Regions from separate parts of the Mus musculus genome. Here regions 1 and 3 are each linked to region 2. The links are chromatin loops, found by intact Hi-C in ENCODE. Cell type or tissue: left cerebral cortex. All regions are shown on one strand.

Region 1 (8,000 bases), 76 kb before region 2:
TTCTGGTCTTCATGGGCACTGCATTCAAATGGTGTGTGTGTGTGTGTGTGTGTGTGTGTGTGTGTGTGTGTGTGTGTGTGCGCGCACTCTGCCTGCCTGTCTATCTTTTTGTCTGTCTGCCTGCAAAACACCCATACCCATAAAATAAAAATAAAGATCTCAAAAAATAAACAGATATGTCTGTTTTAATTATGGGTCTGTGTGTATCACTGTGTATACACATGAATTCAGGTGTCCATAAAGGCCAAAGGCACCGGACCCCCCTTCCTGGAGCTGGAGTTATAGTAAGCCCCCCATGTGAGTGATGGGAGTCAGAGTCGTGTCATCTGGAAGAGCAGTACCCCACCACTGAGACATCTCTCTAGCTGAATTGTTTTAGTACTTTAAAATATTATTTACTTTTACTTATTTGTATGTGTACCACTTATGTAAATGTGCATGGAGGCTGTGGCAGGCGTGGATTCTCCGGGAAGTAGAGTCACAGGCAGTGGGAACCACCTGATGTGAGCAGAGGAACCAGACCCAGGTCCTCTGCAAGAGCATGGGATACTTTTAACCACAGAGCCATCTCTCATGTTTTAAAACATATTTTAAAAGTGTGTGCATGTGAGTGCAGATGTCCATGGAGGCGAAATAAGGGTGTTAGATTCCCTGGAGCTGGGTTTACAGACGGTGTGAGACACCAGACACAAGTACTGGAACAAAACTCCATTCCTCTTCGAAAGCAATGCACATCTTAACCACTGAACAGTCTCTCCAGCTTTGTTTATCTTGAGACATGATCTTGCTATTTATCCCTCAGTGGCCTGGAACTCTATGTAGACCAGGCTAGCCTCAAACTGATAATCCTCTCGTCAAGTACAGGGCTCGGATTACAGGTTTGTGGTATCACTCCTAACTTAATGTTTTATTTATTTTTTAATTAATTAAGTAGTTATATTTTGTATTTATTTTGCTTGGTTTTTTTTTTTTTTTTTTTTTTTTTTTGAGACAGGTTTCTCTGCATAACCTTGGCTGTCCCAAAACTCATTCTGTAGACCAGGCTGGCCTCAAACTCAAAGTAATGCCTTCCTTTGCCTCTCAAGTGCTGAAACTAAAGGTGTGTCCCTCCACTGCCTGGCACATCAAATTTCTAACTGTCACAGAAAAAGGGATTGGAATGTAGCCCAAAGTAGAGTACTTGCCTAGCATGAGAAAAGCCCTGGGTTTGAACCGGGGCACAGAGGAAAACGTCACCTCCCATAGAACATCACATGATGTGCTGTGCGGCTTCTTGGCGTCATATCTCTTCTAGTACACTTCTTTATCTCTCTGTTTTTGTCTTTATTAGGTTTTTCTCACTGGATCTCTGCATATCCAGGCCCCCTCCACCATGGCCAGCCGGGGTGGGGGCCGGGGTCGTGGCCGGGGCCAGTTGACCTTCAACATGGAGGCTGTGGGCATTGGGAAGGGTGATGCTTTGCCCCCACCCACTCTCCAGCCCTCTCCACTCTTTCCTGTGAGTGTCTCCCTTCCCTTCCCAAGCCTCCCATGTGAGCCCCCACTGAGCCATATGAGCACAGAATCCTCCTGGCCCATCTCGAGCCATCTGCACCTTGATTCCGTCTATAGTCGCACCTGCCCCACGGGCGGTGTTTTCCCGGCAAGGAAGTGTTTATCTTCACTCTTCATACCGTCCACTCTCCAGCTCTCAGAATGCCCTCCTCCATCTTCTGGCCTTCCCAATCTTACTGAGAACACTGGATTTTACTTGGGGGAAAGGCCTTTTAAGGTTTTATTGCAGCGCTCCAGACTAACCACTGTACCCCTCAGCCCTTGGAGTTCCACCCAGTGCCTCTGCCGGCAGGAGAGGAGGGGGAGTATGTCCTGGCACTGAAGCAAGAGCTGCGCGGGGCCATGAGGCAGCTCCCCTACTTCATCCGGCCAGCCGTCCCCAAGAGAGGTCAGTAGAAAGCTAGCATAAGGATTCGGGCCTCCTTCTGTGGGCAGTGCCCATGCTAGCACGCTCAGGGCCAGAGAGGCTTAGAAGTTTCCTGTCTAATGGAAAGAGCATTAAATGTCCCTCTGTGTCTGAAATGTATCACCTTACTCGAGATTTTAATTGAACCTCAATCTTGGGGCTGGTGGGACATTAAAGCATCAGCATCTTAGTTCAAATAGGGGGGGTACAAATGAATTTCCAATTCATTAACTGGAGAGACCTTGATGCTGGGCCTCTGAGCACCCCACCTGTGCAAAGCTTTCACCTAGCGAGAGCAGGAGACTGGAGACGGCGGGCGGGGCTGCTGGCAGGCTTGGGAGAATGGTTACTTGCCCTCGGTGAGAAGTATTGACAGTTGATGCTTTTCTACTGAGCCCCTGGGAGCTGAGGGCTCAACACTGGAAGAAGACTTACCAAGCTAACCAGTTAGTGAGAGGGAGACAGAAGACTGAACCCTGGTTTTTATCCCAGGGTGTCCTGTCCAGTGAAGCTCACTGCTTCTCAGAAGAGGATTCTGGGCAAAGATAAGAATAGCAACAAGGCAGGCTGAAGGAGAGGCAAGGCTGACCCCAACTGACAGCTCTGGGCTCTGGGCTTAGAGTAAGGAGATTGATAGATAAGAGGGGCAGACCCTTAGGACAGATGTTCTAAGGTTAAAACTCTAACTCACGGGCTCTACCCCCCCCCCACCCGCCCCCCAGATGTGGAACGTTACTCAGACAAGTATCAGATGTCTGGGCCTATTGACAACGCCATCGATTGGAACCCTGGTAAGTGACTGGCCCCTCCTCTCCGAATGCCCTCCTTTCAGATTCTTTAGGTACCTCAAACTGTCACCTTCCTTTCCTGTACATCTAAATCTAGAGTCTTAGATGTGCTCTGCAACACTCTCGCGTTCTACGTGGAAACCCTATTTGTAACAACAGTGCCCACCTCTCCAGAAGCGTCAAACCTACAATTTTATTCTGAAAAATCTTCAAACCAACCCCCATTCCGTCCTTCCTTTTAAACACTCCCCTCCCCCTTAGCGCCAGCCATCACTCCCAGAAGCCTCCAGCCGGCCAGGGTCCTGCTGATTTTCACTCCCACTCTTCCCAGATTGGCGGCGACTCCCCAGTGAGCTCAAGATTCGAGTGCGGAAAGTACAGAAGGAGCGTGAGTGGATCTGCAGGAGGATGAGGGCTTGTCAGCCGGTGCCACGGGGACCACAGGAGGGCAGCAGACCGCCACATTTTGCTGCCGGAGACCACACGAGGGCAGCAGAGTGCCGTGTTTGCTGCAAGAGGGTGGAGTAGGCTCAGCTAGGATGGAGGGAGAGATGGCTCAGCTGATAAGAGATGCCAGCCACCAATCCACAGGACCCACTGTTGGAAGGAAGAACTCATTCTAACTTCCGCGTGTGTGTCACACACACACGTACACACACACACAGACACACACACACCCCAAATTTAAAACCCCGAAAGAAAGCTAGTAGATGTACTAAGGCCTCTCACTTTTTGATCCTCCAAACAGGGACCACCATTATCCTTCCCAAGAGGCCCCCTAAGAGCACAGACGATAAGGAGGAGACGATACAGAAACTAGAGGTGAGGAGGAAGTGCGATAGACAGCTGGCCTCCCGGTCCCTTGGAGCCCCAGCTCTCCCTGCATTCTGTGAGTGAGTTTCTCTTCCTATTCATCCTCACATGAGACGCTAGAGAAGAAGGAGGAGGAAGTGACTTCGGAGGAGGATGAAGAGAAAGAAGAAGAGGAGGAGAAGGAAGAGGGGGAGGAAGAGGAATACGATGAAGAGGAGCATGAGGAGGTGAGGGGGCTTTGCTCCTCCCCACCCCACCCCTCCTTTCTCCCTTACAAGTTGTAGGCTCACAACTCTTTTTTTTTTTTTCTTTTCAAGATTTCTTGTTGTTGTTTTATTTTTGGTTTTGGTTTTGAGACAGGGTCTCCATTATGCAAGCCAGGCTGGCCAGGAACTCCCCAGAAGCCCCCCTGCTTCTATTTCCTGCTGTTGGGGTTACATATGAGTCTGCCTCCAGACTTAGCATACAAGACTCTGTATGATTGCATACCAAGCGTGTTCTGGTGCCTGAGGAGGCCTGAAGAGGGTCTCCAAACCCCTGAAGCTGGGCGTTACAAGCAGGTGTGAGCTGCCCAAGTTATCTGAACTCCGAAAGAGCAACAAAGGCCTTTAACATCCAAGCCATCTTTTATTACATGTGTGCATGAGTGTGTGTGTGTGTGTGTGTGTGTGAAATGTGTGGAGGTCAGAAGACAACTTGCAAGAGTTGGCTCTCTCTTTTCCCGTGTGGGGTCTGGTTATTGACCACAGGTCCTCTGGCTTAACAACAAAGGCCTTTTGTACTGAGCCATCTCACTAACCCTGGGCTCTCAACCCTTACACGGGAGACATTCTCAGAGAGTTGCAGTGCCACCAAAAGCCTTTCTCCAGTTCATCTATCCCTGACCTATCCTCAAAACACGGAACATGGCGGGTGATATGGCTCAGAGGGCAAAGGGGCTTGCTACCAAGCCTGATGACCTGAGTGCAGTCCCCAGAACCCACAGAGTGGAAGGACTGACCCCTGCAAGTTGTCCCCTGACTTCCACATGTGCACCAGGGCACACTTGGACACACACATATAACATACATATACAGGCAAACAAATACTTTAACTTGTATAACATGGAGCAGGAGTGACGACTCTTGGTTAAGAGCGCATGCTGCTCTTCCATAGGACTCGAGCTCCACTCTCAGCATCCACATGGTGGCTCACAACAACCGGTGACTCCAGTTCCCGGGCATCTGACGCCATTGTCTGGCCTCCGAGGGTTCTAGCACGAAAGCAGTATACACATACATGCAGTCAAAGCACCTATACGCATGAAAAGGAATGAATGTAACAGCAGGTAGAGGTGTCCCAGACCTGGAAAGGTGTGTGTGAGAAGAAAGAGCCTGGAGACAAAGAGAAGAAAACTCTGACATCACCCCTGATCTTTGCTTCTTTTTACATTTCAGGAAACTGATTACATCATGTCATATTTTGACAATGGAGAGGACTTTGGAGGGGACAGCGATGACAATATGGATGAGGCCATATACTGAAAAACCTGGGCATAGACTGAAAACCTGGGCCATAGACTGAAAACCTGGGCCCATATATCATTCTTGATTTGAGATACAGGAACTAAATATCCCTATGTACTTAGGGGTTTTCCTATTTTTGTTATTTGTTTTGTTTTGTTTTGGTTGGTTGGCTTGGTTTGTTTTTTCCAGACAGGTTTCTCTGTGTAGCCCTGGCTGTCCTGGAACTCACTCTGTAGACCAGGCTGGCCTCAAACTCAGAAATCCGCCTGCCTCTGCCTCTGCCTCTGCCTCCCAAGTGCTGGGATTAAAGGCATTCGCCACCATGCCCAGCTTTGTTATTGTTTTTTGAGAGAAGATCTCATGTAGCTCAAGCTGGCCTGGAACTCGGTATGTAGCTGAGGCTGGCCTTGAATTTTGGACCCCCCCCCACCCCCCCAAGCCTTGGGATTACAGGGACGCGCCACCACAGCAGACTTACTAGCATTTACTTCTGTTGAGAAAAAATTGGTTAGAATCCAGGTGACCTGTGTGATCCCTGGGGGCTGTGATGCGCAGCCGTTGACAGTTTAGGGGAGACTTGGGGTGGGAACAGTCAAGAGGAGTAAGGCCTGTTTTGTACTTTTAAATAAAATGTTTGTATCTGTCTAACATGTCTAACAGAGTGATGTGTACTGGGAAAGGGCCGGAGGCAAGGCTGAGGGGGTGTCCAGTCAAGCCATTCTTACCCCTGCCACGCCCCCTTTCAGAGGACTGAATTTACAGCCATGCAAATGCTAAACGGGTGTTCCATCACTCAGCCATGCCCCCATCTCTTTTTATATATTTGCTTTAGAATTTTTAGGCAGAGCTTTTGCTAAGTTGCCTAAGTTGGCTTTGAACTTAACCCTGTAGCCCAAACAGGCCTGAAACTGTCTCAGCCTCCCTAGCTGTGGTCCCAGGTCTGTGCCACCAGTGTCAAATCTCTGCGTGTCCAGTGTGACACGGGTGTGTGTGTGTGTGTGTGTGACCGCCTTGACCCTTGACCTTTACTTCTCAGCTCTCCCTTGGAGGACATTCAGGAACTCATCTGCAATGCTGTCTGAAAGCAGCGCTGGGGAAAGCATAGGCTCGCCCACAGACTACCCTAGCCTTTGGCCTCCAGCAGCACAGGGACATGAGCCTGCATAGTCAGGCACATTTACCAGGACACCAGCCCTCTCCTTTCTCACACTTGACCTTGATGGTGTCCTTATTTACAAAGAGTGATTGCAGCTATTTTTGTGCAGGGAGTCCAGAAAGCCAGGGGCCGGGAGAGAGGAGTGACTCACTGCTTTCAGCTTACCGTCTTCCAGGACCTGGAGAGCCCACTTTGAAAGGCATATTTAGGATCTCCCTAAATATACTGTTCTCTACAGACAGCCGGGGTGTGGCTTGCAGCTCCTTCTTTTTTGTTGTTCTTTCCTTTGTGGAATTAAGTTAGCCTTTCTCACTCCACTTTGGGGAGGGGGTAGGCGGTGTTATCTTCCAGGAAGTAAGGAGGGTGGGGAGGAAGGGAGTGATTTAGGGACACTCAGCTCTAAGAGAGGCTTCCTCGCCCACACAGCGCTCCCTTGGGTGAGGTCACTTCCCTGGCCTCTGATTGGCTTCTAAGGAAGGCTTCCTCGAGCTGATTGGTTGCATGCACTTGCCATGCCACAGCCACGAGTAAGTTGCGTGTCCAGTATAGAAACAGAGTAAGGAGACCTGCAGAGACATCTGCCGTGCTACCACGGGAGGCCCCACTGAGCATTTCATAGTCTAAGGATGGACTGTGTGAGAAGCGTCCAATAAGCTTCCCAATCGCTTTTAGACAGGCCGACCGAATTTCCTACAGCATCGTGGGTTAGAGAACCGAAATCCAAGGTCAGGTATTTCTGACCCCATTGTACAGGGCAAAGAGGGGCTTAGACTCCATGGAGGAGAAGCGCCTTCAAGGCCTCGTTTAAATGTGGTAGCAAGTGTTGGGATAGAAGCCCAGCCAAGAAAGCAGAGCCGGGAACAGGAATAGAAGCGAACATTCCAGAGTTATTGAGCAATTTGTGGTGATTGATGTGTTTCCTTTTCTAGCTCTCCGAGGTGAGGGAAGGGCGGGGCCAGGAGACTTGTCCCTGGGGTTTCCCACAGTTCTACAGCCAGCGACTGTAGCTAGGGAGGAAACAGCCGAAAACAAAGATCCTGAACGGTTTGGTTCTGTTTTGTTTACCTGTTGTCTTTTCCTACGTTGTCCCGTGCACACACAGTGGAGGGGAGACACCATCCTAACCCTCATTACTTAAGTCCAGGTCTATGTTGAGAGACACTGCCACAGGCTAGCCCACCTGATGCTCCTCTTTTTTTTTTTTTTTTTTTTTTAACATTTCATTTATTTGGCCAAGGGTGTACAAAATGGCGTGTGTGGGGAGCCCAGAGGACAGCCTGCTGGAGTCAGTACTCTCCTGCTGCCATATGGGTCTGGGGGCTCACATGCAAGGCTTGGAGGCAAGCACCGAATGAGCCAACTCACATCCCTGGGAACTTGGTGGTGGGACCAAAGATCCCGAACTAAAGGTGGTAAAGGAGGGCAGGACACTAGTCCCCACCCATCTTTCCACAGTTCCGTCCCTTCACGTTGCCTTTCCCCTGGCGCAGGAGAAAGGAGGACAAAGGTTGGAATGACCACTTGGGATCAGTCATGCTACCTCAAAGACAAAGTGTCATAAATATCAAGTCATTCTTGGACTCTGCCCTGCCTGGACTCCTGCCTTCCCTGGCAGGTGACCTTGTTGGACAAAGCCAGTGACACGAGACACAGCAGCTTCCCCAAATTCCTAATTGGTTCCAGGCAATAGCTAAACCATGTCCACTGACCTTTCCCCAACTTCCCACAAGCACTCCCAAACAGGCAGAGGCTGGAGCCTGGGTCCAGCAGACAGGGTC
Region 2 (8,000 bases):
ACATGTCAAATATGTGACTTCCCAGTATAGTTTCTTGGTGGCTTTTGTTTGGTGAGATTTGCTTTGTTTTGTTTGTAGTATAGTTATCGTCTAGGATCTATCATGACCAAGGACCTACTATGTAGACCAGGCTGGCCTTGAACTCAGAGACATCTGCCTGCCTCTGTCTCCCAAGTGTTAAGATTAAAAGGTAGCTGGTTTGAGGATTTTTGAAACAAGAGTGTCAAGTAGTCCTGGCTGTCCTTGGACTCCGGATTCTTTTGCCTCTATTACCCGGTGCTAAGATTCCAAGCATAAGCCACCAAGTCTAGCTTTAGGGTGAAGCTTTTGAGTTTCATTTGTAGCATCATTCAATATTTTGTTCCTTTTTATAGGCAAGTGATGGATTCATATATCAGTAGAGGCTGAAAAATTACTTTCTGAACTAGAATACATACAGTTCTCTCTCTTGAAGAGAATTTTCTGTTTTCAATGTTAAAGACCAACTCCATGACTTCCATATGCTGGACAAACACTCTACCACTGAGCTACAGTCACACATGCTCTCAGATTCCATTTTCTCTCTTCATTTGCTGAAGGGCATCTATGAATGGTTTCTACATTTACAGAGATCTAGAGGTACGCACACCCAACAGTGCTCCAGTGAGCATTCATATACACGTATTTATTTATTTGTTCTTAGTGTTTTGAGCTTTACTCCCAGGCGTGGAATCACTGAGTCATGTTCTATATTTGCCTCTTGGAAGAGCTGCCAATCTTCCCCGTAGCAGCTGCAGCGTCCACTCTTCCTATCAGTAGGCTCCAATGGTCCACTCGCTTACCCTCATAGACACTTGCTCTTCTCTATCTTTTTGTTTAATTTATAGCCATCTAGACCATCTAAACTCAGTGGTTTGAATGAAAATGGCCCCCATAGGCTCACAGGGAGTGGCACTATTTCAAAGGACTAGGCCATGTGACCTTGTTGGAGTGGGTGTGGCCTTTTTAGAGGAAGTGTGTCATTGGAGGTGGGCTTTGAAGCTTCAGATGCTCAAACTAGGACCAGTGGCTCATTTTGTCTTCCAGCTGCCTGCCAATCCAGATGTAGAACTCCTGGCCCCTTCTCCAGTATCGTATCTGCCTGTGTACAACCATGCCTCCCACCATGACGGTAACGGACCAAACCTCTGAAACTGCAAACCAGCCCCAATTAAATGTTGTCTTTTATAAGAGTTGCCATGGTCATGGTGTCTCTTCACAGCAATAAAATCCTAACCAAGATGCCATTTTTTTGTTTTATATGTAGGCCAGGCTGAGATGAAGCAGGCTCTGACCTTCTGATCCTCCTGTCCATAGCTCTTGAGTGTTGGGATTACAGGTGTTTGCCACCATATCCAGAGTTATGGGGCAGCAGGGATTAGAGTGTATGCCAGGCAAACACTCTACCAAACAACTACATTTCTAGCCCTTGTTAAAGTTATTTTTTGTTTGTGTTTTGTTTTGCTTTTTTTTTTTTTTTTTGAGACAGGGTCTCTCTACATAGACCTGGCTGTTCGGTAGCTCACAATATAGATCAGGCTGGCCTTGAACTCACAGAGGTCTGCCTGCCTCTGTTTTCCCAAGTGCTGGGAGTAAAGGTGTGTGCCACCACTGATAGGCTTGGTTTTTGTTTTTAGTTTGTTTTAATTTATTTTAAAAGAGCCTCAGTACACTGTAGCTGACTTCAAACACACCAGAAGAGGGCATTGGATCCCATTCCAGATGGTTGTGAGCCACCATGTGGTTGCTGGGAATTGAACTCAGGATAAGCAGTCAGTGGTCTCAACCACTAAGCCATCTCTTCAGCCCCATTGGTTTTTTGTGTTTTGAGACAGAATTTCAATATACAGTCTTGGCTGACCTAGACTCACTATGGAGACCAGGGTAGCATTAAATTCCTAGAGATTGCCCTCCCCACCCCACCCCACCCCCGCCTCCCAAGTGTTGGCATTAAAGGTGTGCTCCACCATACCCAACGAGTTAAAATATTTTTTATAGTGACTACCTTAATGTATTAGAACTTGGCACGCTAGTGTGTACCTGGAGCCCCAGCTACTTTGGAGGCTGGGGTAGGGGGATTATAACTCTAGGAGTCTGAAATTGGCTAGGCAGCCAATCCAGACTCTCTCTTAAAAGCAGGTAGGGCCAGGGGTATGGTTCAGGAGCAGAGCATTTGCCTAGCATGTACAAGCCCTGTTGAATCCCTAGCATTTCAAAGCAACAACAATGCCTCAGACCTACGATTGTATCATCTAGATGTTGCCAATGGTATGATAAATGCTTTTGAAACTTACATATTTGGGGGTATTAGACAGAGAAAGAGAGTGAGTCTTGGTAACACTGGAGTCTATGTCCCCCGTGGGCCTTTGTGAACAGCAATGATCTACGCGCCTGAGAAGACCTGAGAAGACCTGAGAAGACCTGGGCTCGAGAGCTCAGTAACATCTTCAGTCAGCGGGGATCCTGGCAGCTCCTGAGAGATCAACCCACCAACCTCTGCTGCTAGTTACAACTTTGGGACTGCAGGGCAACAGATCTGCAGATAGAATCTTTCACCTCCACGTTCCCTTTTCTGCTCTACAAAAGTTTCAAGCCATCCTGTGCCTTGGCACACAGTCTCCAGTCCCTCAGAGAGACTGCCATCTTCATTGTTCTAAATAAAGATTGATCTATTATCTCTCTATTATCTATCTACCTGGTTTTTCAAGACAAGGTCTCTTCTGTATAGTCTCTGCTGTCCTGAAACTAATGCTGTAGTTCAGGGTGGCCTCAAATTCACAGAGATCCTCCTACCTCTGCCTCCCGAGTCCTGGGGTTAAAGGTGAGCACCGCTACCTCCTGTAACTAGCCTGAACCAATCTCAGGTACCAGTTCCTACCAACCCCTAGGTGGCCTATGGTGACCCTGGGAGATGTTGCTGCTTTCTTATCATTGAATTTGGGTGAAATTCAAATGCCTTAAGTGTTCTCTGGCTCCATCCCAGCAGGGATGACCACCTTCTGAGGTCAGCCGAGGGCAGACGTCTGGGCACCCACTGCAGTCTTTGAGTAGAATAAGCCATAGCTTATTTCTGTGCTGTTGCCTGCGACACAGCCATTATTATTAAGACGTTTTCTGTCTTGTGAGGCTGGACACAGTAGGCTTTTGTTTAATTCACACACACACACACACACACACACACACACACACACACACTTACTTACACATAAGCCCGTGTATTCCAGGCTGGCCTTGAACTTCTGGTCTATTTCCCAGATTTAGGATTAGGGGTACGTGGTACCACATGCAGTTTAGGAATTTTTAATGTTTATCTATGTTTTGTTTTTGTAGACAGGACTTTATGTGGCCAGGCTGGTTTTGAACTCCCTTTGAGATGACTTTGAACTAATATTCTGGCCCCCACCTCCAAGTACTGGCCATCCAGGTTGCTAGCGTTTTTTGGCTCTAAATCCGGACTATGTGGGTGGACAGGGAGCCCAGAGAAGTCCCCACTTCTGCCTGGTTTGCCTCCTTCTCCCAACCGTTCAGTCTTCTATCTCTTCATACACAATGTCCAGGGACTTTACTCATATTGGGAGTTAGAGAAAAGCCTGCTGTAATCTCACCTTGTGGATTATTGACTCAGGTGTTTAATGTTGTGGGGTTTTTGTTTTGTTTTTTGTTTTGTTTTTTTTTTACTAGATGGGGCAGTTTAACTTTCTTTATATCATTGCTTTGTATTCAGGTGCTCTTTGTAAATGTTTGACAAAATAAAATGAAACCTCTTATGCATCCATTCTTAGATGCGTGGAGGAGGAGACGGGAACCCTGTCCTGGTGCTTTGATGTTGAGACATGGTGTGGAAACTGAAGAAAATGAAGGGTCTTTTCTACCAAAGGGATAAATAACAAACCACTTCATAAACAAACAAACAAAAACATAAATGGCTTGGCAGAAATTCGAATTCCTCCAGGGTCAGCACTTCTTCAAATAAAAATATGCGCTCCAGGTTGTACTGGGTGCTCAAACTGAACTCTGTTTATCAACTGTGCTTTAAATCAGCCAATGGGCTAAGTTTGAGAGGCACAGGAATCCCTTTGCGTTGGGGAAAAAAACCCAGGGGGATCCTCGCTTCGAGTGTTTGCCTGCTTGATTTGGCTGTGGTACACACCTTCTACGAAAGGAAAACCATTTGCCTTGCGAAGTACTTTGGATTGTGTGCTCATTTTCTTGAGACCCCAGACCCATTTTCTTACAAGTGGCAAGCTCCTATCCCAGGGCACACAAGCTTTCCTAGGTTCTCCTGTGTTGCCCCAAACCACCAGGAGGTGGCAGGATAATCGACAAAAAGGCACTGTCGACCAAACGGAAGCAGGCTGAACATTTTGAAAAGCAGCACGAGCTGCTTTTGTTTCTATTTACATTTTTTTCATACAGTATATTTTGATCATCTTTACCCTCCGAAGACTTATTTCTTTTGAATTTATGATTTCTTGTGAGTGTTTCATGACTTTTCTTGAGGACACTGAACGTGTGTCTGTTCACTTCGGAGGATAAACCAAAGACCTAAAAAAAAAAAAAAGAAAAGAAAAGTCTATTTTGCTGCCCCAGAGTTTGAGTTACTTACAGGAACTCGGGTTTCTTGGCATCACTGAGAAGCCTTGCCTGGGCGATCAGCCACTGGGTCCCCTGTACAATTTGCAGGCAGAGCTACACAGTGTCTTCTTCCTGGTTGTTTACTAAGTATATAACCGCTGGAAGGGGTCTTGTGAGTTTCTTGAGCCTCTCTCCTTTTCTCTTTAGCAGGGAATGTTGCAATCCAAAGAAAATGGCTGCAAGTCCAGAAAATTAAGTTTGCATCCTTTTACCAATCCCAAGATGTTGCCCTGTTTTTGATACTGTCACAGATATCGGTTCAGTGAAAACTTCTGGAGTAAAAGAGCTAGAGAGCTAGAAGGTTACTACTTAACATCTTAGCATACTCTTCAAAAACAAATCAAAGCAACCAGAAAGATGCCCCGTCTCGGAACATCCCCAAATCCTACCCGCTATGTCCCCTCCCCGCCTCCCGTTGGTCCCTATTGATATGCACACATAGTTAATGACTCCGTTTTTAAATTGATTCTTTATCATTATCGAAAGTGATGTTTATTCGCTGTAGGTAAGGGTTTGACGATAAGCCAAAGAATAATTCCATCCAGGTGTAGGGAAGTGCTTTCTAAAATGTTCTGTTTGAACTGACGTGTACACGTGTCTTCTCTTCATGGTTAGTTCATACACATGCTCTCCTCCCCCAACAACAAACAAGGACCAATAGCAGCTTTTGATTGCTTAATATTTGCCTTAAACAATTTCAAACCTACAGCAAAAATGAAAAAAGGGTATAGCAAACGTTCTATTCGTTGCCTTGTTGCCACCATTTTGCCAAGTTTGTTTTCTCTCTGTGTCTGTCTCTGTTTTCCTCACGTTCAGTGTTATACCTTGATTGGGGGGGTTGGGGGAGGGAAGTTTACAAGATTTCTCCATCTGGGAATGGGAGACGGCCCAGTGAGTTAAACCGAGGCACGAAGACGCACCAACCTGCAGGCTCATTTCCCCAGTCTCCACACAACCTGTTTGTGGCAGAAGTTTCAGCTGGCGCTGCTATACCCGGTGGCTACCATAGGTCTAGGACATCTTAGCGTTCCTTCCGCGATGCTCTTTATATCCTCTAAGAAAAATGCTTGTTTCCTTTGCCAAGGCCCCTGCTAGTTCCGGCGATTTGACTTTCTAGAGAGGAGCTGTCTGCAAAGGTTTGCCTCTCCGGTCTTGGGAGTGTGATCCTGTGTACGGTATTCTCTCCAGGGCTTAAGAACTAGGCTTGAGAACTCTTGCGCTGTTTTTGTATTTAAATGAGACCTGCTGAAAAAGTAGTTTCGATACAAAGAAGGTTTTATATATAATCTTAAAACTTCAATGGAGCAAAAATGAAACAAATGAAACAAAACAAACACACGCACGCACGCACGCACGCACACACGCACACACACCCACAAATCGCAGTTACTTGGAGCCATATGATCTAAAGGGGAACGAGGCGCTAACTTCCCTGGTGGTCTAGTGGTTAGGATTCGGCGCTCTCACCGCCGCGGCCCGGGTTCGATTCCCGGTCAGGGAAATAAATTTTTTCTCTCAATTTTCTAAAAAAAATTACAAAATAATCACTTAAAATATGAAAATGTAAAGTGCAATCTTTTCTACATTTGTACTAAAGAACGTCACACATTAAAAAACACCCACAGCAGAGCCTTTTACAGGATCACAGGATTCCAGAAGCTCCCTTCAAACGATAAAAAGAATTAATTTTCTTTAAACTTGGCTATCCTAGAGTGTTTGTCTGTCATCTCTCTCCCGTCTGTCTTACAAGGTCCCCCCCGCCCCCGTCTTAATTTTTCTTCAATCAAAACAAATTTGCAAGAAAAGAAACAAAAAACTTTCTGTCATAGCTTTCATTAAGATATCCAAACAGAACAATCGCTAACCTGCGTTGGTGGTATAGTGGTGAGCATAGCTGCCTTCCAAGCAGTTGACCCGGGTTCGATTCCCGGCCAACGCATAAGGTTGTCTTTTTACGTTTAGAAATCCGAAGATCTCTGATCCCTGGATCTAACTCCACCGAGTTTCTTCTCAAGTTTATGTTATTCCTATCTGTTAGTACAGCGAATGGCGTCACAGACTTGTAGGATTATCCTTTTGGGATTGTTCAGGAAAGTATCTAAAATGGAGTCTGGCTCTTTGAGACTTTAGAAGCAGCCCCGCCTTCGGTTCGGGAGGTTTTGTGAGTGGAACCAGGAAACACGGCCCTGGAGAAGGACTCCTTCACCAGCTCTGCTCCTTTTCTGGTTGCACCCTTCTGGTAACAAAACCGTTGATTCCGTGGCTTGTTTCTTTGGAGAGAAACAACATAGGTCTGCTGGTGCGGCGGTTTCTTATCCCAGGTCATGAAATCCCAGGAAGCAAGGAGCTGGTGCTCGTGTTAGTATTGCGGAAGCACCAGGGTTTCAAAGCCAGACTTTTGATATTGCGGCCATATAGACTATACTAAATAAATCAGGCAACTCTGGAAGGCTACTCTCATTCAAAGACCATTAAATTGAGGCCGCAACCCGCTGCTTGCCCGGTGGCTCGCCGTGATCGTATAGTGGTTAGTACTCTGCGTTGTGGCCGCAGCAACCTCGGTTCGAATCCGAGTCACGGCATTTAGTAGTACCGTCCCTTTGCAGCTTTTTACTTACTAATTAACAAAATTCTGATTTTTGCCTTTGCGGTAAAACTGAGTCACCGAAATAATTCCAAGCGGCTTATCCAATACGAGCATCCTAAACTCTTGGGAAGAGCCAGGTCTGTAAAGGAGGCTCCTTCCCCATCGCAAGAGAGAAGTAGAGCGGTGATACCGAAACTTGGCTCCTCCACTGTCGGTCGGAGAACCAAACACTTCGGGAGCAGAGCGCCTGTCTCTGCAGCAAATGTTCTACGAGTGTGTCTCTGTCGATTCTACACCAGATGGCCTTGTTACTCGGACATCACAAACTTGGTTTTAAAAACAAGCTTCTGCCGAAGAAGAGTAAATAGTACCTATTTTCCCAGTAAGGGTCCCTCACACCGGGAGCCGTCATCACTGAGGTCTAGATCAAAAAAGGCACCAGGGTAGAAGAGTCAACTTCCAGGAATTCAAGTCTCCGCGCACCGGTTCCGCACTACCCGGTCGCCACAAGGACTGCCTGCCCTCCACGTCCGCGCTCTCGGTCGGCTGCTCCTCAGTGCCACGCGCCCTAGAAACCCAGGTCTCAGGGCGACTCCATTCAGAAAGACCTGGAGGAAGCAGAGAGGCCCACCTGCCTCTGTGCATAAAGAGTATCAGACAAAAGGCATTAAATTATAGACTCTGGAACTTTGCTAATGTTGATTTAAGAACAAATGGAAGAAGTGCACCATTATGTACAAAGATCATAAAGACATAGAAA
Region 3 (8,000 bases), 230 kb after region 2:
GCTGTTTCAGCTGGTCTTCTGTAGAAGTAGGTTCCAACAGGTGCTGGCAAGTAAGTGCAAGCTGGTGAAGAGTGAGTCTTCCTTCTTCCAATCTCCCTATGTGGGCCTCCAGCAGAAGGTGTGGCCCAGATTAAAGGTGTGTACCACCGCTTTTGGATCTGGGACTTGCTTTGTCCTTGGCTGACCTTGAACTCAGAGATCTGCTTGCTTCAGTCTTCTGGAATTAAAGGCATGTACTACTTTGCCTGGGTCTAAGATTTTCATGGCCTCAAGATCTCCATGTCAAGATCTAGGTCAGAAACTTGTGTCTTTCAGCCTCAAGATCTAGATCACAGGTGAGCCCTCCAATTCTGGATTGTAGTCCATTGCAGATGTAGTCAATTTGACAACCAGGAATAGCCACTGCACCCTTCTAAAGGATTTATGTATTTGTCACAGAGATGTTATGTCTAAGGTTTTACAGCTGTGAACAGACACTATGACCGAGGCAACTCTTATAAGAACAACATTTAATTGGGACTGGCTTATGAGTTCAGAGGTTTGGTCCATTATCATCAAGGCAGAAGCCTGGCAGCATCTGGGCAGGCATGGTCCAGGAGGAGTGGAGCGTTCTACTTCATCTGAGGGACGCTATAAGACTGACTTCCAAGCAGCTGGGATGAGGGAGTTGGATGGCACACCCACTCCAACAAGGCCACACTTCCAAATAATGCCACTCCCTGTTCCAGGCATATTCAAACCACCACAGTTAGATCACAGGCAATGGATGGCTAACAGGCCAAGAGCCCAAGATGATTTTGGCTCCCATCTAATGTTCTAGTTCTCCACAGCCAGCTAGTTTTGTAGACAGCTATCATGGGAGTGGCTTTTTTCCTAGGGACTTCAGTTAACAAAAGATCTTTCCCAAAGTAGTCTGAAGTTTGATCCCCCTGCGGTCCTGTCTTTCGTCTTTGCTGTGGTACACCGGTGTTCATTCCCATAAGTGGCTTTGCATCTCAAACACTCATAGCCCATTTTCAGAAAGTATGAGACAATTAAATGACTATTTATAAAGCCTTTGGAGTCTTACAAGATCCCTTTGCTCAAATAAAACTTTTAGGGACTGTTTATACATTTAGTGTAAGTGTGTGCACATATGTGTGTGTGTGTGCACAGGTGTGTTCATCTTTGTGTGTCAAAGACCAGAAGTTGCTTTCCAGTGTCATTTCCAATCACTCTCCACCTGATCTTTCTAGACCGCGGCTCCCACTCAACCTAGAGCTGGCCAGCAGCGCCTCCTCCAGGATAACCCCTGTCCTTGTACCACCGGGGTTACAGACATGGGTTACAGACAAGCCTTGCCATGCCAGTCTTTTAGGTGGAAGCATGAACTCAGTATAGCAAGCACTTTACCCATTGACCCTTCTCCCTGGACTGACAATTCCTTTCTTCAGTGAGTCTGTAAGGTGGATGTGTGTGTGGGTGTGAGTGTGGGCGTGCGCACACCCTTTGCTGCAGGTTCTCACAGGGTCTCTGTTGTTTGCCCCCACACACGTGAGGTATTCTGGAGACTCACTCTCTCCACTAATGCCTTAGTGTAGGAAGTGGGAAATATAGACGCTCACCTCTATGTCTGCCTCTCCATGGGTTCTAGGGATTCAAACTCCAGCCTTCATGCTTGTGTGGCAAGTGCTTTTATCCAATGAGCCATTTATTTTATTTTTTAAAATAATTTATTATTTTTATGTACGTTGGGATTTTGCCTGCATGTCTGTCTGTCTGTGTCTGTGTGAGAGTGTCAGATCCCCGAGGGCTGAGGTTACAGACAGTTGTAAGCTGCCATGAAGATCCAAAACCCAACAAAAAACCCACCCACCCACCCACCCACCCAGCCAACCAAAAACATTCACATCTGATGCTATTTTGTACCAGAAAGCAAGCTCGATATTTCTGAATGATCAAATCTAATAGCTCGCCATATCAGGGGCTATACATAACTTATAAAGCAAACTTACTTTTCCTCTAATGTGCAAGGGGACATCTTTGTTTCTGATTGTACTTCTGTGAACTAGTTATTGTTGAGGAGTTTGGATCAAATTGTTTTTCTGTCAATTAAAGAATTAAAAGGCACAAGAGATCTCCAGTACAACAGTTAGCAGCAAGGAGGATCCCAGACACAGCAGCAGAAGCAATGAGTGAAAACCACTTTTACTAGATGGGTTTTATTAAAACTTTTATTCAAGGCAAGGGAACTCACACCCACACACCCACATGCACCCACACCCACACACACCACATGCACACACACACACACACCCCATTGCACCACATGCATACACCCCCCCACATGTACCACATGCATATAACCCCCTCCCCCACCACATGCACACATACACACCACACACACATATAAACACACATGTACACATACCAGTAGGGCAGCAAAGGTTCACACAGTCTTTGGTGGGCTAGAACTTGGGGGGGGTCCCCTCCCCTGTTTAGAGTTGCTCAGTTTAGACAAAGAAATAAAACCAGATTCTGGAAGTGCAGGTCGGAGGATCAGAAGTTCAGGTTATCTTAGGCTACTCCGTGAGACTGGGGCCACCCTGGGCTAGATGCTAATAAGCTTTGGATAAATAGTCAGGGTCAGGCCTCTCGCTTACTTGAGCAGCACAGGGAGTGTGTGGGAACAGCTAGTGGGAGAGAGTAAACCTGCTGGCCTTTTGTTTCAAGCTGTCTGGCCTAGGCCTCTGGTCAGACGGAGGAAAAACAAGCCAGAAGTTCCCCTGCTTTTTTGTTTTTAATTTTAATTTAATTTTATTTTTAAAGTCTGTCTGTGGCTCCTATCTATCTGTCCATCTGTCCTCCATAAAGACTTTCATCTTTAAGGTCAGGACTTAGAATTTCTCTGGTTATCACTAGAAGAAAAAGCATGCTGGAAATGACAATTGGGTTAGCAGACACCTCATCTGCCCATCACTCCACCTAGTTGTCTGTTGCATGCAGGTGTGTTCAGCCTTTTGGACAACGTGACACCTCCCAATCAGGTTACAAAATAGAAAGGAAGAAAACGAAGAGCTAGGATTTAGATCGTTGATAGACATGTGTGGGAGGTAACAGACAGTATGGCAAACCACTTGCTTTTTTTTTTTTTTTTTTTTTTTTTATGCTCCTGACCTGAGGCAAAAACCGGGTGGACTTTTTCTCTTGCCAGCATGGGCAGGCAGCGCAGTCCAAGTTCAGGGCCAGGCTAGTACATGTTTATCCAGAAATGTGGGCCTATCAGTTTCTCTGTCTTTATTCAAACTGACAACTCGTAGACTAGGAGAAGATCCCCTAAAAGATCCTCAAGCCCCCCACCCCTCCAGAAAAGGCCAACTTCCTGAGATCACGCCCAATCTTTCTGTGTGCCGTACTCTGTGTGCGTGTGTTTTCTCAGCCTGATAATCTTTCTTCACGGGTTGATTCTGTCTGCTGTGTCTGAGATTTATCCCTTTGCTACCTGCTCCACAACATTTTTCCCCCTGCCGTTTATTCTTTAACTGGCAGAGAAAACAAACTCCAATCAAGGCCCCCTACCTAGATACATAGTAAAAGAAGAGAAAATAGGACTTTGGGGCGAAGTGACTCGCTGGCGCCATCTCGTGGTCATCTGTATACAATGCAGGCAGTGTGCGGCTGGGTCATCGTTGCCAAAGCTCGGAGACCCCCGTGACCCGAAACGCTCCTCGGCGTACTTTTTCAGTCTCCCTCAAACCTTACGATTAATTGCTTTCACCTAGCAGACAAGAGTGAATGATCTCTACTGAGTCTGCGGCAGCGTGTGGAAAAGGGTGGTGCGTGTCCGATTCCCTCCGGTATAGGGAAGGGCCCCATTCCAAAGCAGACTCAGCTCTTGGTAATGATGGTTCACTTTGCATCTGCGCGAGCGCAGCATCACGAGAGGCTGGCAGTCTCCGCGAATGCGCAGCTGCAGAACTACTCACCCCAGCCCGCCAGTCTGATCAGCGCGGTCGAGGACCCACATAGCGACTCCTGGTGGTCGCCTTTGGGGCTCGCAGCTGCTGCCGCTGCTGCCGGGGAGAAGATTCAAAGTCCCGCCTAACCCGAGGCTCTGGTGGGTAGACGCCAAAGAGCAAGCAGGAGGAGACTGCTACCTCTGCCTCCTTTGTGTCCAGCACACACGGCCTCTGTCCAGCACACACGGCCTCCGCGCAGGTTCCCGCATTGTCGGAGCTAGTTAGGGTGGGTCAGCCGAGCCAGAGAGCGGGCAGGCAGGTAGCTCAGTATATCCTTAGTGCAAAGTTTCCAGAGCTGAGAACGAGGCATCCCGAAGGGGTCTGATGCAGCTGGTGACGAGGAGCGTGTGTCCACATGCCTTTTGGGATAGGAGTGCTGTGGTCGTGGGGAGTCTTCATTCCTAGAGCAGTGCAAGAAGCTCTCAAAACTACTGAAAATGAGGCGGGTTTCCACGAGCTGATTTAATATGGAGAAGGACTGCACTAAACCTATAGATGTGTGTCTGGGGGCGGGAGGGGGCGCTAGGGAGAAAGGACAGGCCTGATGTTGACTTTCCTACACATGCCAAAGTATCTCTGCTTACTCACTTACTTATGTAAGTATCTCTGCTGACTGTTTATATCTTACAGTAGTGCTAGAACGTTCCTTCTAGAAGCATTGTTAGAACCGTTCCTACATCTCGCATTTGTGTAATGTGGCATAGGCAGAATCTTCAGAAGTCATGCCTCATAGCTGTAACAGTTTAAAGGCTAACCCTCAGAAAACTATGTTAAGGTTGGCAATGAGAAGGCCAGTCTTGCCCTGTCCTTTTCCATACCTCGCAGAACACTAGTACGTCTGTAGACAATTTGGGACTCCATAAGGTTTCAGGGTTGGGGAGTACTGAAGATGTAGTTCCCCTGGCAGCGTGCTTGCTCGGCACGCATGAACAGCATAAACCCAAGCATAGAGACACATGCCTGGGATTCCAGCACCAGGGAAGTGGAGGTAGGAGATCAGTAATTCAAGGTCCTCCTCAATACTTATGGAGTTTCAGGCCACTTGGGTAGACAAGACACATAATGTAGATTAGTGGGTCCAAAACTCATAGACAATAAAATTGCTCTTCCTCATCTTGCCCATTGGAAAGGCACAGAGTCAAAACCAAACCAAACCAAACCAAACCAACAATGAACCAGGCAGATGGCTCATTGATTGAGAACACTTGTTGCTCTTACCGAGGACCCAAATTCAGTTCCCAGCAACCACATGTGCGTTCACAACCATCTGTAGCTCCACTTCCAGGGGATCTGACATTTTCTTCTAAACTCCCTGGGCACTGGGTATGCATGTAGATACAAAACACTCATGCACAGAATCCCAAACAAAACAAAAACCCAAGCCCCAAGTTCATACCACTTACAAGCATCTCCTGCATCTAGCTCCACCAGCTATATGCCTTTTCTCTTTCAGTGTTGACTGTCAGGGAAGCCTTTGGTTTCATGGTTAATTCAGCCGTGGTGGACTGGGGAAGTCTGCTCTCCTGTTGATTTTCTGATTTATCCTTTCGACTTTCCTTTGGTTTTTATTCCGTTTTGTTTTGTTTTGTTTTGTTTTGTTTTTCGAGACAGGGTTTCTCTGTGCAGCCCTGGTTGTCCTGGAACTCACTCTGTAGACCAGGCTGGCCTCGAACTCAGAAATCCGCTTGCCTCTGCCTCCGGAGTGCTGGGATTAAAGGTGTGCACCACCACGCCCAGCTCTATTCCTTTTTTGTTTGTTAAAAGTTTAACCCATTCTAACTTTCCCTTAAATCTGTTCTTCTTGTCCGCCTGTGCCTTCCAGTTCAGTGATTAAAGGTATTCACCACACTGGCCTTTCTTCAGTTCAGACTCAGCACATACCATCCCCTGCTCACCTGTGGAGAGTCTGGCACACAGTGGTCTATCTTATTGTTATTCCCGACGAATGAGCAGGCTTTATTTTGGAATCCCCTCTAACCTGTGCACTTTTTGGAAGAAGAAGAAAAAAATCAGGTTGTGAAGAATTTGTGGTTGGTTTGTAATCACTGAATGGGTCCTTTAGGATTTTGGTCTCCCAAAAGTGGTGGTCATTTTTGATCAATGTTCCCTGTGAGTTTGAAAACAATGTAAACTTTTCATTTTGAACACAATATAGTGTAGGTATCAGTCTTGTGAGACATGTTTCTCAAAAATCCTTATGACAATGGCGGTTTCAGTCAACTTGGTCACTTCCTGAAGATTGTATAACTATTACTATTATTCTCAATTTGAAGATGAGAAAATGCATATTAAGAAACATATCCAGGGCTGGAGAGATGGCTCAGTGGTTCAGAGCACTGACTGCTCTTCCAGAGGTCCTGAGTTCAATTCCCAGCAACCACCAACCACCTGTAATGGGATCTGATGCCCTCCTCTGGTGTGTCTGACAGCTACAATGTACTCATGTACATAAAATAAATAGATCTTAAAAAAGAAACAATAACCAATCAGACCTCAGAGAAAGCCACACAGCAGCTGTTTTGTTGCAGTAGTGTCTGTATGGTACCCTGGCCCAAGCAGGTTTTAGGAATTACCCTTCCATATCTACACTATTTTTCTATAGTGTCAGGGATGGTCTATAATGTAGCTTTATTGATAACTGCAAGTTGTATGGGGCTACTCAATCCTATGGACTCAATCAATGCTTATAATCTCAAATACAACTTCTGGGTTGTTTGTGAGGTAGGGATCTGTCTTAGAACTCCAAATGTAGACCAGGCTGGCCTTGAACTCATGGAGATCTACCTACCTCTGTCCCCCCCCCCGAGTGCTTGGACTAATGGCTTGTGCTACCAGACTCAGCCAAATACCATTTCTTCCTGCTAGGAAGAATTGTTACAATCTGTTTTGGTTTGTGCAAACCTGGCTTTTCTCCTCAGAACAGAGCCAGAACTTCTCAGTTATGGTCCTCTTCTTTAACCGAACCCCCCGCCCCCACAAGATAGTCAAGGGAGCGGGGTGGGTATTCTTTTTCTTGAAAGCAAATGATTGGAAATCAAATTTTACTGTGATGAACTCTCCTAATTCTAAAAATCATATTTGCTTATTTATTGTGGTTTTGTGTGTGTGTGTGTGTTTGCCCCCAGGACCAAACTCAGGTCACTGGGCAAATACCTTTACATACTGGGTCATCTTGCCAGCCCTAAAATGGTATTAACATATTTTTGTTTTATTTTTCACTGGGGGATAAGGAATGGTCATTTAAGTACAATTTCTATCACGTAGTGCCTGGAAATCACTATCAAAATATGAGTCATTGTTTAGATACTTAAAATGACTCAGGAAACAAGTCCCCAACAAAGGGATTGACAAGCAAATCCTTCAGAGTTTCACAGTGTAGACACCGCAGAAGACAAGGAGCCCCTGAGTGATTTAACCCCAAACCTCATATGTATTAGCACATTATTCACCACACCCTTTTCTGCTTATTATTCATAAATCCTGACTAAATAAACAAGTCAAGCTAGATAGAATACAGACAGTATCAATCAGAAATAGCACAGATGAATTATAGGTAATTTCTTTTTGCTTGGCTCCCTTTTGTGTTAAATCATCAAGACTCAGAACTGTCAACTAAAAGCTGGGAAGGAGTGTTTAGGTGTACTTTTCCCCTAAGGGCACTGATGTGAACTGTTTTGGAGACAGGATTTCTTTGTGTTGTCTTAGTTAGGCCATAGCCCTGGAACTAGCTCTGCAAATGAGGCTTGTCTTGAACTCAGATGTCCATTAGCTTGCCTCCCTGGAGTGCTGGGCCACCATCATTTGATTGTAAGCTATAACCAAAAGTCATGCTGGCCTATCTCAATAAGAATCTGCTTCCTAGAGTGCTGGGATTAAAGACACCGGTCAAACCCACTTGAAGTGCCTACAGAATGACGCCCTACAGGTCTAGATGTCTCACCGCAAACATGTCTTATGCAGTAAGGAGGTAAATGCAAGACGCTTACGCTTAGATAACTAAAT

What was found. A loop is a pair of places that touch in the nucleus more often than their neighbours do. Peaks named below come from ENCODE experiments on the same cell type or tissue, not always from the same donor. Only the 100,000 strongest peaks of a DNase experiment are listed, where the experiment ranks them.
Region 1: a loop joins it to region 2, with 2.3 times the contacts of the local background. A loop is called at or near these places in 7 of 42 quality-filtered maps.
Region 3: a loop joins it to region 2, with 3 times the contacts of the local background. A loop is called at or near these places in 16 of 42 quality-filtered maps.

What each region holds. Positions count from the first base shown.
Region 1 is chr3:96,575,586-96,583,585 of GRCm38, reverse strand. Polr3gl (polymerase (RNA) III (DNA directed) polypeptide G like) reads left to right here. Exons shown (of 8, transcript NM_027241.4): 2 at 1,331-1,498; 3 at 1,813-1,942; 4 at 2,683-2,751; 5 at 3,080-3,136; 6 at 3,497-3,570; 7 at 3,675-3,788; 8 at 4,998-5,714. The coding sequence starts at 1,373. The coding sequence ends at 5,084. Among named protein-coding and RNA genes, the nearest start is that of Gm15441, 13 kb to the right of the region's middle. In left cerebral cortex, CTCF peaks have their summits at 3,204 (motif pointing right) and 6,844; DNase peaks (open chromatin) are centred at 3,209, 4,651 and 6,657; H3K4me3 peaks cover 1,705 bases; H3K27ac peaks cover 3,915 bases.
Region 2 is chr3:96,499,601-96,507,600 of GRCm38, reverse strand. It overlaps n-THgtg8 (a tRNA gene), which reads left to right and starts at 7,164; the gene lies at 7,164-7,235. It overlaps n-TGtcc7 (a tRNA gene), which reads left to right and starts at 6,521; the gene lies at 6,521-6,592. It overlaps n-TEctc13 (a tRNA gene), which reads left to right and starts at 6,083; the gene lies at 6,083-6,154. It overlaps Gm40100 (a long non-coding RNA gene), which reads left to right. Exons shown (of 2, transcript XR_867483.1): 2 at 1,066-1,211. In left cerebral cortex, CTCF peaks have their summits at 4,322 (motif pointing right) and 7,783; DNase peaks (open chromatin) are centred at 6,585, 7,160, 7,801, 7,992 and 3 more places; H3K4me3 peaks cover 3,770 bases; H3K27ac peaks cover 1,534 bases.
Region 3 is chr3:96,274,147-96,282,146 of GRCm38, reverse strand. No RefSeq gene overlaps it. Among named protein-coding and RNA genes, the nearest start is that of H2bc18, 8.4 kb to the right of the region's middle. In left cerebral cortex, CTCF peaks have their summits at 3,632 (motif pointing left) and 4,026 (motif pointing left); DNase peaks (open chromatin) are centred at 3,942 and 4,473; H3K4me3 peaks cover 1,661 bases; H3K27ac peaks cover 1,792 bases.